Regions from separate parts of the Mus musculus genome. Here region 2 is linked to region 1. A link is a loop called in an ENCODE intact Hi-C map of the cell type or tissue named here. Cell type or tissue: left cerebral cortex. All regions are shown on one strand.

What was found. Hi-C counts contacts between places; a loop is a spot of excess contacts. Peaks named below come from ENCODE experiments on the same cell type or tissue, not always from the same donor. Only the 100,000 strongest peaks of a DNase experiment are listed, where the experiment ranks them.
Region 2: a loop joins it to region 1, with 4 times the contacts of the local background. A loop is called at or near these places in 5 of 42 quality-filtered maps.

What each region holds. Positions count from the first base shown.
Region 1 is chr9:83,140,347-83,148,346 of GRCm38, reverse strand. It overlaps Hmgn3 (high mobility group nucleosomal binding domain 3), which reads left to right and starts at 1,740. Exons shown (of 6, transcript NM_026122.4): 1 at 1,740-1,916. The coding sequence starts at 1,902. In left cerebral cortex, no CTCF peak of the experiment used is centred here; DNase peaks (open chromatin) are centred at 2,466, 2,642, 3,212, 3,427 and 2 more places; H3K4me3 peaks cover 2,359 bases; H3K27ac peaks cover 1,750 bases.
Region 2 is chr9:83,311,035-83,319,034 of GRCm38, reverse strand. It overlaps Gm46122 (a long non-coding RNA gene), which reads right to left and starts at 2,327. Exons shown (of 2, transcript XR_001779247.2): 1 at 2,075-2,327. In left cerebral cortex, no CTCF peak of the experiment used is centred here; DNase peaks (open chromatin) are centred at 685, 1,390, 2,331 and 3,044; H3K4me3 peaks cover 1,856 bases; H3K27ac peaks cover 2,169 bases.

The DNA.
Region 1 (8,000 bases):
TTCCGAGTCACTTGGTAAATAGGCCTAAGTAACACACCCAAGTGAGGGATGTGTTGTCTCCAGAATCCAAATAGACCCACTAAACGTTGTGCTTCTTTCTTCCAATGTCCTTATATTGTCTCCAGCAAAAGGTGTAGCCCAGATTAAAGGTGTGTTCCACCACACCTTTAATCCCAGATGAAAGGCATAGCCCAGATTAAAGGTGTGTTCCTTAACTCGGAGATTCAATCTTCTGGAATCCATAGCCACTATGGCTCAAGATCTTCAAACCAAGATCCAGATAAGGATCTCCAAGCCTCCAGATAAGGGTCACTGGTGAGCCTTCCAATTCCGGATTGTAGTTCATTCCAAATATTGTCAAGTTGACAACCAGGAATAGCCACTACACAGTGTAAGGCTTTAGAGCAGTTTCCTAAGATGTCTTTTGGCTTGTAAATGATTCTCGGGCTAATCTTGCTTAGTTTGCTTTGTTTTTCCTGGAATTTCATATAAACAAAACCACCCAGTATAGTGTCTTGTATTGACTTCCATTTAGCATTTTTCTTTTGTTATTTATCTCATCAGGGAAAACTTATTTCTTTGATCACAGAGTAATATTCTACTGTAGACTTATCATGACTTGCTCACCCATTCCCTAGCATTCCCCCTGCAGCCCTTGAGATGGTCACAGTCCCGATTATAGCTTTGTGCTATAATAAACATAATATAATTATATATCATATTATATAATTATAATAGAATCAGTGCTATGATCACACTGATTGATTTTCAGGATGATTTGATTCACAGAACGAATCCTGTGTTCCCAGGTTCAACTCCCCTGGTTATGTATTAGCTTTTTAAAAATGTTGTTGAATTTGATTTGATAAAATTTTGTCTGTGTCTTTGTGCCTATGTTTATGAAGGATGTTGACCAAAAAATCCCCCCCCCCCCAGCCTCCCGGGTCTGAGGTCTTTAGTCAGGATAAAACCGGTCTTAAATAAATTCAGATAATGTATTTTGCAATTCTTTGCGGAATGTCGAGAAACATTACACTATACACAAAATGGTAACCTGGCAGGTGTCGTTTAAATGTACATATTTAATATATAAGTGATTTATTTGTTCCTACATTTCTCGATTTCCCCTTAGTTTCCACAACAAACATTTATATCAATTATAACAATTATTCACACATAGCTGAATAATTGGCTGAATTCATATATGACTTGTAACACAGACTTAAAGAAAAACAAAAAACAAAACAATTAGACCAAGGAACTATGGGGATGGGGGATGGTATTTGCTAGAGATGGAACTGAGAACCTTAGAAACTGTGGAAACTCTTCCAGAACAGACCTTCCTACCCTGTATAGACCCGCACCATGAACACCCGTTACAAGCTTTTATAAGTAACAATTGTACAAGGCACCCCGTGGCCCTATTTACTTTATAAAGTTAACCCAGCATTACTTAATACTAAACTTTTTTTTCCTATGAAGATGCACAATGGTTTAATCCAAAGAAGGCACGTCAAACAATGAAACTCCAAGTTAGTGCAGCCTGAAGGATACTAGTTGAACTGGGCATGCTCAGTCGCCAGGCAGATTTTTTTTTTTTTTCCCAGTGAAGTGGAAACTACAACTGCGCGTACCGGGTGAACGGGGGTGGGCGTGCCCTCGTGGAATTTAGAACGTTCTCTTAGCCAATGGGGCCTCGCGGCTGGCTGGCAGGGCTCGCCATTGGGGGACCGGGATGCGAGCGAGTGGAGCGCCGGGGGAGGAAGCGGAGGTGCAGGTCGGAGAGGCCGGGCTAGCCGAGCCCATTGCGGGAGTAGCAGCAGCGGCCAGGCAGCATCCAGCAGTGTGCCAGGCGGCCCAGAACATTGCTTTACTTTTTTTGCTGCACCAACGTAGTCATTATGCCGAAGAGAAAGGTAAGTCCTGTAAAGGGGGAAAAAAAAACCCTGCTCGCAGGCCCTCGAGTGTGTTTGGAGTAAGCCCCCTGCGCTGCGATGAACGCGGCGATGCGCCTAATAACTCAGGCGCTGGGCACGGCCGCTGCCCGCTCCTTCTGCAAATGCCTGTTGCTGACCTCGCTCGCCCCGCACGGAGCTCTGAGTGTTACTTTCCCTCCAGGGACGTCCTCCCCTCTCCATCAACTCCTGCTTGGAATGGTTTCCATCTCTTGCCAGCAGCCAGGGCGGGTATCCATCCCCCTCGCAGGAGTTTCCTCTTGGCAAACTCAGGTTGTTCTCAGGGTGGAGGGAAAGCAATGAGAGGAGTCTCCCGGGCCAGGGAAATCGAAAAACGTGGAAGCACTCAGAGGAGCTAGGCGGGGTCCGGAGTGTCCCCTGGGCCGTGCCCTGGGCGAGCGCGATGCGGGCGGAAGGCCGGGAGAGGGAAAGCCATGTTTCCCTACGCCAGCCCTGCTGCGCCGCGGACCCGTATGTACCCACTCCGGTGTCAATCACCAGCCGCGAGGGCGGGCGGGGCAGTGCGCAGCGCCGGGTAGGCTGCAAAGAAGGGGACTGGTGCCAAGCTCACTGACCCTGCCAAGGTCAGGGGCCACCAAGCCCCTGCCACTGTCCCACCCACGACCCCACGCTTGGCCAGGCAGGGAACCGAGGTCTTTTTAGTCTCTCCTTTGCCCCTGGTGGGTTGTGTCCCCTCCGCGCAGGGACGTCATGAGCCACACGTGGGGCCACACAGCTCCCTCAGGGTGGGGCTTCGACTTGTCATTGGACTGGTGAAGGAAGGGCAGATATTTTTCTACCCCTCCCAGAGAAAAGCGATGTGTGAGGATTGCGTCCTAAGAAAAAAACCTTCCTGCCACCTGCCCAAAGGACCCAAGTCAACCATCTTGGCCATTAAAGTTGAAACTTGGTTAATACCGTTTTCTCCCGAAGACTGTGCACTGTGTGTGTGTGTGGTTGCTTTATTTAAAACTATCAAAGCTTTAAAATTTTTAGAAGCTTTTGCTTCCTTATGCATCGTCACTAAGAATTTTATTATAAACAACTCCACTCCTTTAAAATGTATTTTATTACATTGATTGATTGATTGATTGTATTCACAGGAGGCACTGACACCCAGATTGCAGTAGTAGGCTCTCTCCTATCGTGTGGGTTGTGGGGATCTACAGCAAGTGTATTTACTCTTTGAGCCAGCCCAAGCACCTCCATTCTTTAAAAGAAAATCGATCATACTATTAGAACATGAACCTACTCTGTGTCTCATGGTGGGTGGAGTCTGATGTGCTTTATCTGGCTTAATCTACATAACCACGGAACTGTTTTAGTCTCATTGAGCAGCGTCTTAAGATTCATTGCCAACATTTCATTAACCAGTCATTGGTTTAGAGTGGAGCTGTGAATCCCGAAGGCCTTACTTGACACCGTTGTTAACGCTTTCTCTTCGTATAGAGGGATTCAGGAAATTCTGAGCCTTGTAGTTGAAGAAGCTCATGGCGTGTGAAGAGTGGGAACACTTGAGACTCTTGTTCAAGTGTCCTTTGATGGCAGCATTGTTTTTACAGTGATGTCACTGTTTGCAGCCTTGTATCTAAGGTTGGTAACGTGTTGGGAATTCTAGCAGAATCAGAGGAACTAATTATCCAGAAAAGAGCTTGAGAGGGAATGGAGGCCAACTCTTTCCCTGGAATTATTAACATGTTTGAATAACCAGCAGATTTAATGGAACGTTTCCTTGATCAAGGGCCACTGCTGGTGAAGCCATTCCTCTTGTTTTCTGTCACTAGCCATCTCTAAAGGGGAAGATGGGAAGGAAAAAGTGGGGTACAAAGTGGCTTTATGTTTTACTTCTCTGGAAGGCTGGGACTCTATTGAGTTAGCCAATACCCAATCCTTCAACTAGGGGCAAAGTGGTGTTCGTATGTATGTATGTATGTAATGTATGTATGTATGTATGTATGTACGTATGTATGTATGTGTGGGGGTCTTCAGGACATCTGAGAAAGCCTCCTCAGTTAACAGGAAGTCCTTTTACTGATAACTGGAAGCCAGACACCTGCCTTGGTACCTGGGTAGGCACAGCCACAGATTGCCTGGCTGTGACGGCCAGCCCACCTAGGAGTCAAGCCTTATAGTGCCTGGTGGAGTCTTGGAGTTCCTCGGAATTGACATTAGAAACCACTGTCCCCAAGTGAAAGCCTACACAGCCATGCAGGAAAGGAATTGGAGACAATCCATGCATAGTCCTTAGAGGTCTGTAAGGTCAGGTAATAACCTGAGGATTTGCATACTATATTGCACACTGTATTTTCTTAGCTAAAGAACTACTTGTTCTGCTTTGTAAATTAAATTGTGGTATACACTACACACACACACACACACACACACACACACACACACACACACACACACACACACACACAGGAATGCAAGCATAGGAGCATGGGTGGAAGCCAGAGGTCCAAGCTGGATATCTTTCTCTATTGCTCTCCACCTTATTTTTTGTCAGGGTCTCTCCTAGAGCTCATTGATTTGGCTAGACTGACTATCTCTACCTCTCCAGCACTAGGCTTACAGACATGCAGACACCTAGCTATTATCTGAGCGCCAGGGATCAGATTCAGTTCCTTAAGTCTGAGGGGCAAACCCTTTACCCACGGAGCCATCTCCCCAACCCAAAATCAGTGTTAAAAGTACTCATACCATGTTTTCCTTGCCATCTCTGCTCTTTGTTTCATGAAAACATTATTTAATGAACTCCCCAGTACTGCAGGGCAAGGGGTGGTACTCATAAAGTCAGTGGAGACATCTGAAGATCTAGCACTGTTTAAATATTGGAGGGACACACAGTTCGTTCTCCAGGAGCTTATATTTAATTCAGTGAAGTCATAAGATTAGCAGACCAAAAAAAAAAAAAAGTGCTGACTGACAATGGACTTATATAGGTTACAGAATATGCTGTTCAGATTCAAAGACTGTAGGATAGATAAGAACACAGGTTGAATTTGTGCTGGTTGGTCTTGAAAAAGTGTGGGTAGGACTCAAGGGGAAAAAAATCAGGATCATTTCCTGTTACCAGGCATCTAGATGCCTCTTGTCATTACATCCTAACATGACTACTCCCCAGCTGCCCAACTTCAAGGCCACAATGCCACCCATATTATTAGAAACTATTTTAAGGCACATCTTTGTAAATTTTGTGTGTGTGTGTGTGTGTGTGTGTGTGTGTGTGTGTGTGTGTGTGATTAAACCAATTTAAATGAGTGCTGTTTGATTTTTTTTAAGCAGTGTAGCCCTCAACTTTTTAATGTCCTTCTGAGATTTAAATACTGCTGAGTTTTCTGTTATATAATGGTGATGAGTGAGCGAAGTCTCATGGATTCAGGTAGGGGTAGGACAATGACTGCCTGAGTTCTAGACTGTTCTGCTCAAACATCGACAGATGCCATCAGCAGTCATGTTGTGATGGGATGTTCTATACAGAAGCATTACCAGCAAGGCCTGCATTCAGTCCTGGCCTGGTCAGCAAACACATTCTCACATCCTTTGTATGTTTCTAATTCCTTATCCCTAGAATTCTGTGGCGGGCATGTCATTCCAGAAACTGTCTAGTATGGCAATGTCTACGGAGTAGATATAGGGTGTATAGTGGTCTCTTTCCATTTAGAGACTCAAGAAAGCAAAGCCTTCCTAGTCTTCACTTTTTTTTTAAATCAGCTGTAAGAGTTCCCTGGTGGAATGTTCTCATTCATAGTATGCATGCTTACTATGGTATACACAGATAGTATACTTGTGTATAATTTCCTATATGCACTACTATGAATAATACATATATGCACATCTGCAAATAACAATGCTGTGAGTTCTTTCTTTTCAATTAGTATCTTCTTGATCTCCTTTAGTTGTCATTTTGCTCCAACTAAAACTTCAAGTACTGTATTGAGTAGATATTGAGAGAGCATTGTCTTTCATGGAATTTCTTTTAATTTCTCTCCATTTAATTTGATGTTGGCCATAGATGTAGACAGCCTTCTTTGTGTTTAGGTGTATCCTTTGTATCTCTCCCCTCTCCAAGACCTTTGTCATGAGAGCGTGTTGGATTATGTCAAAGACTTTTTCAGCATCTAGTGAGATGCTCATGTTGGTTGTTTCCTTCAGTTTGTTTATGGTGAATTATATTTACCATTTCCCATGTTAAACCATCCATACGTCTTTGGGATGGCACCTTCTTGATGATGGGGGATGATCTTTCTGATGTGTTCTTGGATTCTGTCCTTTTTATCTCTCTCAAGTATTTTAGTATTTTTGCAGCTATGTTCATAAAGAAAAATTGGCCTATAACTCTCTTTCTTTGTTGAGTTTTTGTAAGGTTTGGGTGTCAGGGTAACTGTAGCATCATAAGATGAGTTGGGTAATGTTCCTTCTGTTTCTATTTTTTGGGGTAATTTGAGGAATTTTTGGCATTTACTCATCTTTGAAAGTCTGGTTTTGTGCTAAAGCCCTCAGCTCTTTTGGGTGGGGAGGCTTCTAATAACTGCTTCTGTGTCATTAGGGGTTGCAGGTCTATTTAAATTGCTTATCTGATATTGATTTGACTTTGCGAAGTGGTAGCTATCAAGAAAATTATCCCTTTTTTTAGATTTTCCAGTTTTGTGGAGTACAGGTTTTTAAAGTATTTCCTTATGAGGACTGCCTGGATTTCCTTAGTGTCTGCTGTTATGTCCCCATTTTCATTTCTGATTTTATTAATTTGGATTATCTCTCGGTGTCCTTTAGTTATTTTGGATAAGGGCTTGTGTTTGGGGCATAAATGTTAAGATTTGAAATATCATCTTGGTGGATTTTTCCTTTGATGAGTATAAAGTGCCCTCCCTCATCTCTTTTGATTAGTTTTAGTTTAGAGTCCATTTTGTTAGGTATTAAAATGGCTACACCTGCTTGCTTCTAAGGACCATTTGCTTAATATATATTTTTTCTAATGTAGTGAAAATTTTGGTTTCTTAAAAGAAACCCAGTTATGTATGTGAATATATTTTTGTTTTAATCTCAGGTGTGGAAAAGAGGCTACTTCACGGCAGTGGTTATGATCTCGTTCTTGCTCTAGCAGGAGTGTGATTTTGCCAGAAGCATATAGTTTCTGGGGGTGTGTGACCTTTGGAATTCTGGGGACTTTTGAGACAGTATAAATGCCAGAACCCCGAGTGGGGCTGGACACACCCTCCATGGAGGTTGCTGCTCCCTCTGCTGCTGTGGTTTATCAAGTAGTGATCAAAGAGGCAGAAGAAATTGGAGATGGCCTAATGATGAAGATTGGACTTGCCCCCAAGGAACTCAATGTTCCTAATTAGCAGGAAGTAGTATAAAGAGGTCTCTACCTTCTTTCTCCTCTAACCTTTTTCTTCTACCCAGTGTTGGGAGGTTTGAAGGGTTTATTTTAGGATGTGATAAAGTTTGAAAGGGTGGTAGATATAATAACCCAATAAAATAGCTCAAGAAAACACTCTTACACAACCCGTTACTCTGAGGTAATGTCCATCCTTGATGTTGAGGTTTGTTTCTTGTTGCAGCAGGAGGGTAGATCCTGCTTTCAAATCCATTCTGTTAGTCTGTGTCTCTTTATTGGAGAATTGGGACCATTGATTTTCTATCAATGACTAGTGATTGTTGATTCCTATTATTTTGTTGTTGTTTGTGATGAGGGTGGTGGTGGTAGTGATGGTGGTAGGGAGAGTGTGTCTGCTTCCCTTTTATTGGTCTTACTGGTGTGAGATTATCTCCTGTGTTTTTATGGGTATATTTATTTTCCTTACATTGGAGTTTTTCTTCTAGCACCTTTGATAGGGTTATATTTCTGTAGGTATATACTGTTTAAATTTGACTTTATCATGGAATATTTTATTTTCTCCATCTATGCAGATTGAAAGTTTTGCTGGGTATCAAAGTCTGGGCTGGTATTTGTGGTCTCTTAGAGACTTCAGAACATCTGTCCAAGGCCTTCTGGCTTTTAGAGTCTCAATCTCAATGAATATCAAGAAGTCAGGTGTAATA
Region 2 (8,000 bases), 170 kb before region 1:
GAGCCAGTGACCTGGGCTACACTGGGTCTGCCTTGGAGAGGCTCACTCGTCTCTTACTAAGAATTAAGACATTTCATCTTCCTGAATGCGGCTGTCATATGTCCTTCTCCATTCCCATGCAGGGTGCCAGAAAGAAACGATTCTGCTTTCTGGAGCCAGTGTGAGAATCAATTCCCCTTTAGACCTTAATACAAAAGTACCAATGACCTGCCCTCAGTAAATGACTATCGGTGTTATATTTATCGAGTTTTTAACCAAAAAGATAATTTTACTCAAAGAACAATAGTGTCTAATAAGCACAAAAGCTCTTGGAATGAAGTTCAGGTCTATTCAGTAGGGAGGAACGTATAGCAAACACATTTAACGGTTTAAGCACAAAATAATGCCCGAAGTGTAAGTAAATTAAGGTTTCTATTGAGAAATATAACATAATGAAATAGTTAAGTTTAAGGTCAAGGTCCCTTCTTCAGATCAGGTAGGTGTGCCCATCTCTGCCTTTATTTAGAAGAGAGAATGGTTTGATGGATAAGAAGCAAGCGGTCAGAGCTACTGAATTTTTCCATAGCGTGTTGAGGCTGCTCAGTTTCTAGATGGTTAGGTGCTTCCAAGATTTAATTAGCAACTGCCTTCAGCCTACCTGGGTGTAATTCACCAAACTGTCAAGGCACCTTCCCAAGAGTAGTGAGCCACACAGGAAACTCCTACTGTGAGGTTGGGTGTCTTCTATGCACTGAGCAGCAGAGAGCACTAACCACTGTACAGAGTGACGTGTTTGAGATGGTGTTTAAGTAGAAAAGTGTGCAATGCACGAGGATAGATGTCTGTAATCACAGAACTGAGGATGTGGAAATGGCAAGTTTAGGAGTTCAAGGCCACCTTTACTTTCATAGTGAGTTCAAGGTTCACCTAGACGGCAGGACCTTGTCTCATAAAGAAAATTCTATTGGATAGTTTTAAAAATATATTAACTATTTCAGACACAACCCCTATGGATGTGACATTTCCCACAGCTGCTAACCTGTGTGGGAACTAGCACAAGCAATGGATTCTGACTTTCAACAAAAGAATGTCAAAACTTGGGAGCAGCTTGCCCCTTTACAATATCTAATGTTAAATGTCTGTCGATTTCATGTGGGTTGTACCTACTGTTAAAGACAACACGAGAAGATTATTTGTTTCCTAAAATACAAATGAAGCAGAAGTCGGGACTAAGTAGATCGAACAGAAATGTGTTTTGCATTTGTTTTGTCTTCATAATTCCATGGGGAAAATGTGAGACTAGACAGCTACGTCATCAATTTTCATTGCTCGATGATGGTAGCCGTAGAAATTTGCTCCTGGGAAAGAAAGTGGAAATCTCAACAGCTTGCCTTTGCTGCTGGATTGTAACTGTTAGTGTTTAAATGAGGAGCCAGTGGAGATGACAGGAAACCTGCTTAGACACGCATTCACTTAAACCCTCTTTCTTCCATTGATCTGTTAGGTGTTTGCTGGTTTAAGTATATATGTGGTTTTGTTATACCGTTAGTCTTCATGGCAACTTGAGAGTTTTCTTATTCAGGAAATATTCCGGTGGTCTTTGTACCCAAGATGTCTGCATATACATGTAGACACAGATTTATTTTTATATCCCAGCAAAACAGCAGATTATTCCAAGATGCAGAGTCAGCTCTATCTGAAAAATACCAATTCTCTACACTGCTGATAATAACTCTCCCCTTCCTGCCTTGCCAAATTATGTATTGTTTGGTCTCTTTATTTCTGGACCGTAGAAGCGGGTCTACTAGCCAGTGAGAAGGGCATAATTTAACTGTAGAGCATATTGAAGTGTTAGAAATAAGGGGAAAAAAAGAAATAAGGGAAAAAAAATAAGACAAGAGCCTTCACATAATAACAATAGCAATCATCAGCACACTCATTTAAATTAATGCATTTAATCAAGTAACCCAAACATTATGATGCAAAGGCTAAGGAGAATTTAAAGTTAAATCAACATTCTACCCGGGGGAGGGGGGAGGGGGGCGAAGGAACAAACAAGACAAGGGGAGAGGTGAAATTGAGAAGATATTCTTACATTACCCACATCCACATCAGCCTGTCTTTTCTCCCTAGGCTTGTTTTTCATCCTTTGGCATGACAATTCTGATTCTCCAGCCTCCCCAGGAAGAAGAGAAAAATCTCCTTGAAGCTGAACTAAATTCATCAGCAAACAAAATTACATTCATTTGATAAAATGCTAAATGGAAAAAGGCAGGTTTATTTTAAGCCGTCAACAGGCTGTTTTAGTTAACATGCACAGTGCACAAGGCAGGAGTTCGGTTGCTAAGAAAATGGTTGGCATGTTTCCACGAGCCATGTGATGGGCAATGCATCTGTTCATTTTAATAAGGGAATAGAAGAAGATTGAAACACACAGTGCAGGGCATGTTTGGTGAGTCACAGCAGAGCACAGGGCTAGAATGACTTCTGAGTCTTCTGTTTACTTTATTAAACCTGGTTGTTACGACATTAGCCTTTTCTTATAATTCAAAAACGAGCCTTAATTTAATAGTGATGTCTTGTTAAACCGTTAATGAATATTCAATGTAAATTGGAAAAGGTAAAATAACATTAGATTCTGTTTTAACATACACAGATATGTACCAGTATCTGTAATGTTTGCTACATGCATAGAAGGGTCTTAATGTTTATTTACTGAACACATCAAACCATGCTTTTATTTATAAGCATAGTATCATCCTGTGTATATATTGCTTTTTCATTGAGAAACTCATGACAGAATTTTTATGTTATTAAAGGTTTTTCTTTGGTGTCATTTTGATGGTTTCATTATTACGGAACACATAAGCTGTGTGGAGTAACTCCAAGACTTCCTCAGTGGCCAATAACCCCAGGGGCCAGCACCCCTCGGTGAGTCTGACGCTCTGAGGTACTCATGAAATCCAAACAAGTTTAACACCATCAGCTTAGATAGCACACTTATTTCTCCGTTTTTTGAGATATTCAATGAAACACATGAGCCTTTCTGAGCAGGCTAATCCCTCCTTCAGCCACCAGATAAGAATTCTCACTGCTTAGCCAAGAATAATTGTGCCATATTCAGATTATACTAATTTGAAAGACAATGGGCAGATTCAGTAACCACACTTACACACAGACACACAGACATAGATATAGACACAGACACAGACACAGACACAGACACACACACACACACACACACACACACACACACACACACACACACACACCATGATAGTCCTTGGAGAAAAGTAAGCAATGACATCATGTTCATGGCATTGGTGAAGTTGCTGCTGTGTGCAAAGAGAACAGGACCAAAGGACTGTATTGAGGGGGCTGGTGAAGTGACTCAGTGGTTACTGCCAAGCTCGAGGACTCATGTTCAGTTCCTGGTACCCACCTGGAGGGAAGAGAGGACTGACTTGTGTATTGTAAACACACACACACACACACACACGCACACACACAAAGAGAGAGAGAGAGACAGAGACACAAAGAGAGACACACAGAGAAAGACAGAGAGACAGAGACAGAGAGACACAGGCAGAGACAGAGGAGATAAAGAAATGTTATTTTTAAAAGAGTTACACTAGTGTGAAAAAATATATTGCAACACGGTTTTTGGATTGCATGCTTTTAGAGGCTAAGGTCAAAACATACAAAAGAGAAAATGAGAAACAGGGAAACATGTTTGGTTTCTTCTAAGAACTCATTTGAACCCACTGCCTTCACTAGGGACACAGCGGAAAATAGGGGAATTCCACTCAAAACAATAGAGGGCAGACAGTTTTGATGATGCTATAAAATCCTCAGCTGGCTGATGACAGGGACGAATTTTAGTATCAACAAGGAAATTGAAATGTCTGCAAATTCATTATCACAAGGTGTATTAGGGGCTAAGACCGGTTGTAGAAGGTTTATCTGCCATTCAGAAGGCTCTGGATTTTATGCCCATGGAGGGGGAGAGGGGAAGAGAGAGGGGGAGAATGGGGGTGGGGAATGGGAGAGGGCAGGGGAAGAAAGGGGGATGGGAAGAGGAAAGACACACAAACACAGAGAGAGACGTGGGGGGGGGGAGACAGAGAGAGAGAGACAGACAATTGGCTTATCAGGCAAAGTTCCTTTGTAATAAGGTACCTCATCTGAACTCACTATCAAGCTGTGCTACAGGAAGAAAGTACATTCCACAGTCTTTTTTTTTTTTTTTTAAGTTTTCTTTGCTTAACTTGAAAAGAAAACTTAAGTATGTGACCAAGTCCCTTCATGGGTTGCTCACAGCATTACAATCAAAGTGAATTACAGTGCAGATAAATAGATCTAAACATGTATAGTAGCTTAAACAAGATGGTTTATTTCTTGTACACTTAACAAACCAAGACAGTTATTCCTAATTGGCGGTGGATATTTATTAACATAGACACTCAGAGACCCAGATTTACGATGTCCTTTATATTTATCTTCTGCTGCCAGTCAGTAGACTCGTGGCCTTTTGTGTATCATTTGTCTTCAGTCAGTGGATAAAGATGGAAGTGAGAAGAGGATATTCTGCATTTTGAAAACCTTGAATTGGAACTAGCATCAATCCCTAGACTCAGACCTTGGGTCTCATTGCAGGGAGGGTGGGCTATAAAGTCCAATTGTATACCCAAGGAAAGGAGAGGAAGCTGCTGGTACCTCACATGTTTAAAGACTGATTGTACTGGGAATATTGATGTAAGTTCTAATTGCAATCTGGCAGTACTGTACACCAGCAAAAAAATGCAATTCATGTCTTAGTGAATAAACATTCATTTTAAATTGGCGCCATAAAAAGCAGTACAATTTCTGAGTTGAATAGGCACGCAAAACTCTCATGCTTTTCTTTAAATATAAAACTAATTTTGAAATACTTTCCAACTTATACTCCCACATGTAGTATATGCCTGCCACACTGTCGGCTACACCATTAATGATATTGTACATAGCAATGATATTTTAAGAGCTTTTTTTTGTTTGATAAGAGGAAATAATTCAAACAAGATAAAAAGAGAAACACCAGTGAGAGATGGAAAGCAAAGCACCCACTGCCAAGCCACTAGCAACCAGAGCAGAGGTGTTTTAGCTTTGTTTCTCTTGTTGTGATAAAAATGCATCCACCCAAGCACCTTAGGGGCAATTATTTTAGCTCACCATTTCAGGTTACAGTCTATGATAGCTGGGAGGTCAAAGTGAGAGAAACCTAAAACAGTTAAGCACACCCACAATTTGCTTTCTCCACTATTAGGCAGTCAATTCCCTTTCTAGGGAATGGTGCTACCCACAGTGGGTGGATTTTCCCTATTCAGTGAATTAAACTAGGAAAATCTTTCATAGGCATGCCCACAGGTCAACCTGATCTAGAGAGCCTCTCATTGAGACTCCCTTCCCAGGAGATTCTACAATACACCAAGTCTACAGTCAAAGCTAGCTATTGTAAGAGCTAAACACTACTAATTCCCTTTGACCTTCATCAAGATTTTTTTTGCAGTTTATTTTAATTAGATATTTTCTTCATTTACATTTCAAATGTTATTCCCTTTCCTAGTTTCCCCTCTGAAAATCCCCTATCTTCTCCCCCTCTCCCCTGTTACCCTACTCACCCACTCCTGCTTCTTGGCCCAGGCATTCCCCTATACTGGGGTATAGAACCTTCACAGGACTAAGGGCCTCCCCTCCCACTGATAACCAACTAGGTCATCCTCAGCTACATATGTGCCTAGAGCCATGAGTCTCTCCGTGTGTTTTCTTTGATTGGTGGTTTAGTCCCAGGAAGCTCTGGAGTTACTGGTTGGTTCATATTGTTGTTCCTCTTAGGAGGCTGCAAACCCCTTTAGCTCCCTTGGGTACTTTCTCTAGCTCCTTCATTGGAGACCCTGTGCTCCATCTAAAGGATGACTGTGAACATCCATTTCTGTTTTAGTCAGGCACTGGCAGAACCTCTCAGGAGACAGCTATATCAATCTCCTGTCAGCAAGCTCTTGTTGGAATCTGCAATAGTGTCTGGGTTTGGTGGCTGTTTATGGGATGGATCCCCAGGTGGGGCAGTTTCTGGATGGTCATGCCTTCAGTCTCTGCTCCGAACTTTGTCTCTGTAACTCCTTCCATGGGTATTTTGTTCTCCATTCTAAGAAGGATCTAAGTGTTCACGCTTTGGTCTTCCTTCTTCTTGAGTTTCATGTGTTTTGCAAATTATATCTTGGGTATTGTGAGCTTCTGGGCTAATATCCAATTATCAATGAGTGCATATCATGTGTGTTCTTTTGTGATTGGGTTATCTCACTCAAGATGATATCCTCCAGATCCATCCATTTGTCTAAGGATTTCATGAATTCATTGTTTCTAATAGCTGAGTAGTAGTACTCCATTGTGTAAATGTACCACATTTTCTGTATCCATTCCTCTATTGAGGGACATCTGGGTTCTTTCCAGCTTCTGGCTATTATAAATAAGGCTGCTATGAACATAGTGGAGCATGTGTCCTTATTACAAGTTGGAGCATCTTCTGGATATATGCCCAGGAGTGGTATTGCTGGAACTTCCAGTAGTACTATGTCCAATTTTCTGAGGAACTGCCAGACTGATTTCCAGAGTGGTTGTACCAGCTTGCAATCCCACCAGCAATGGAGGAGTGTTCCTCTTTTTCCGCATCCTCGCCAGCATCTGCTGTCAGCTGAATTTTTGATCTTAGCCATTCTGACTGGTGTGAGGTGGAATCTTAGGGTTGTTTTGATTTGCATTTCCCTGATGATTAAGAATGTTGAACATTTTTAGGTGCTTCTCAGCTATTCGGTATTCCTCAGTTGATAATTCTTTGTTTAGCTCTGTACCCCATTTTAATAGGGTTATTTGGTTTTCTGGAGTCCAACTTCTTGAGTTCTTTATATATATTGGATATTAGCCCCCTATGGGATTTAGGATTGGTAAAGATCTTTTCTCAATCTGTTGGTTGCCGTTTTGTCCTATTGACAGTGTCCTTTGCCTTACAGAAGCTTTGCAATTTTATGAGGTCTCATTTGTCGATTCTCGATCTTACAGCACAGGCCATTGCTGTTCTGTTTAGGAATTTTTCCCCTGTGCCCATGTCTTTGAGGCTTTTCCCCACTTTATCCTCTATAAGTTTCAGTGTCTCTGGTTTTATGTAGATTTCCTTGATCCTCTTAGATTTGAACTTTGTACAAGGAGATAAGAATAGATCAATTTGCATTCTTCTACATGCTAACCGCCAGTTGAGCCAGCACCATTTATTTGTTGAAAATGCTGTCTTCTTTCCACTGTATTATTTTAGCTCCTTTGTCAAAGATCAAGTGACCATAGGTGTGTGGGTTCATTTCTGGGTCTTCAATTCTGTTCCATTGGTCTACTTGTCTGTCACTGTACCAGTACCATGCAGTTTTTATCACAATTGCTCTGTAGTACAGCTTGAGGTCAGGGATGGTGATTCCACCAGAGATTCTTTTATTGTTGAGAATAGTTTTTGCTATCCTAGGTTTTTTATTATTCCCATCCATCTTTTTTTACATATAAATTTATAAAAAATAATAAATTTATTAATTTTTAAGGTGTAGGAGAAGGATTAGTGAATAGCCTGGCACTCAGTATTTGCTTACTTCTCCACAGAGAGCCTGCAGTGTGTGATGGGGTGAGAGATTAAGGGAGAACTCTGGACATCAAAGTGAAACAGAGCATCCAGTTTCACAGCCAGAGAGGGGCATCTCTCTTCTTCAGAGCTGAGAATACAAAGGCATGAGGATACCTGAGGCCCAGAGGACAGTCAGTCTAACTGAATGGTAAACTCTGAGTTCAGTGTCTCAAAGAATAAGGTGGAGAGCAATTGAGAAAGACACCCACTATTGACTTCTAGCATGAATGTACATTTATACATATTCATGTTCACATATACAAGCACAAGTATGGCACACACACACACATACACACATATATACACACACATACATGCATAC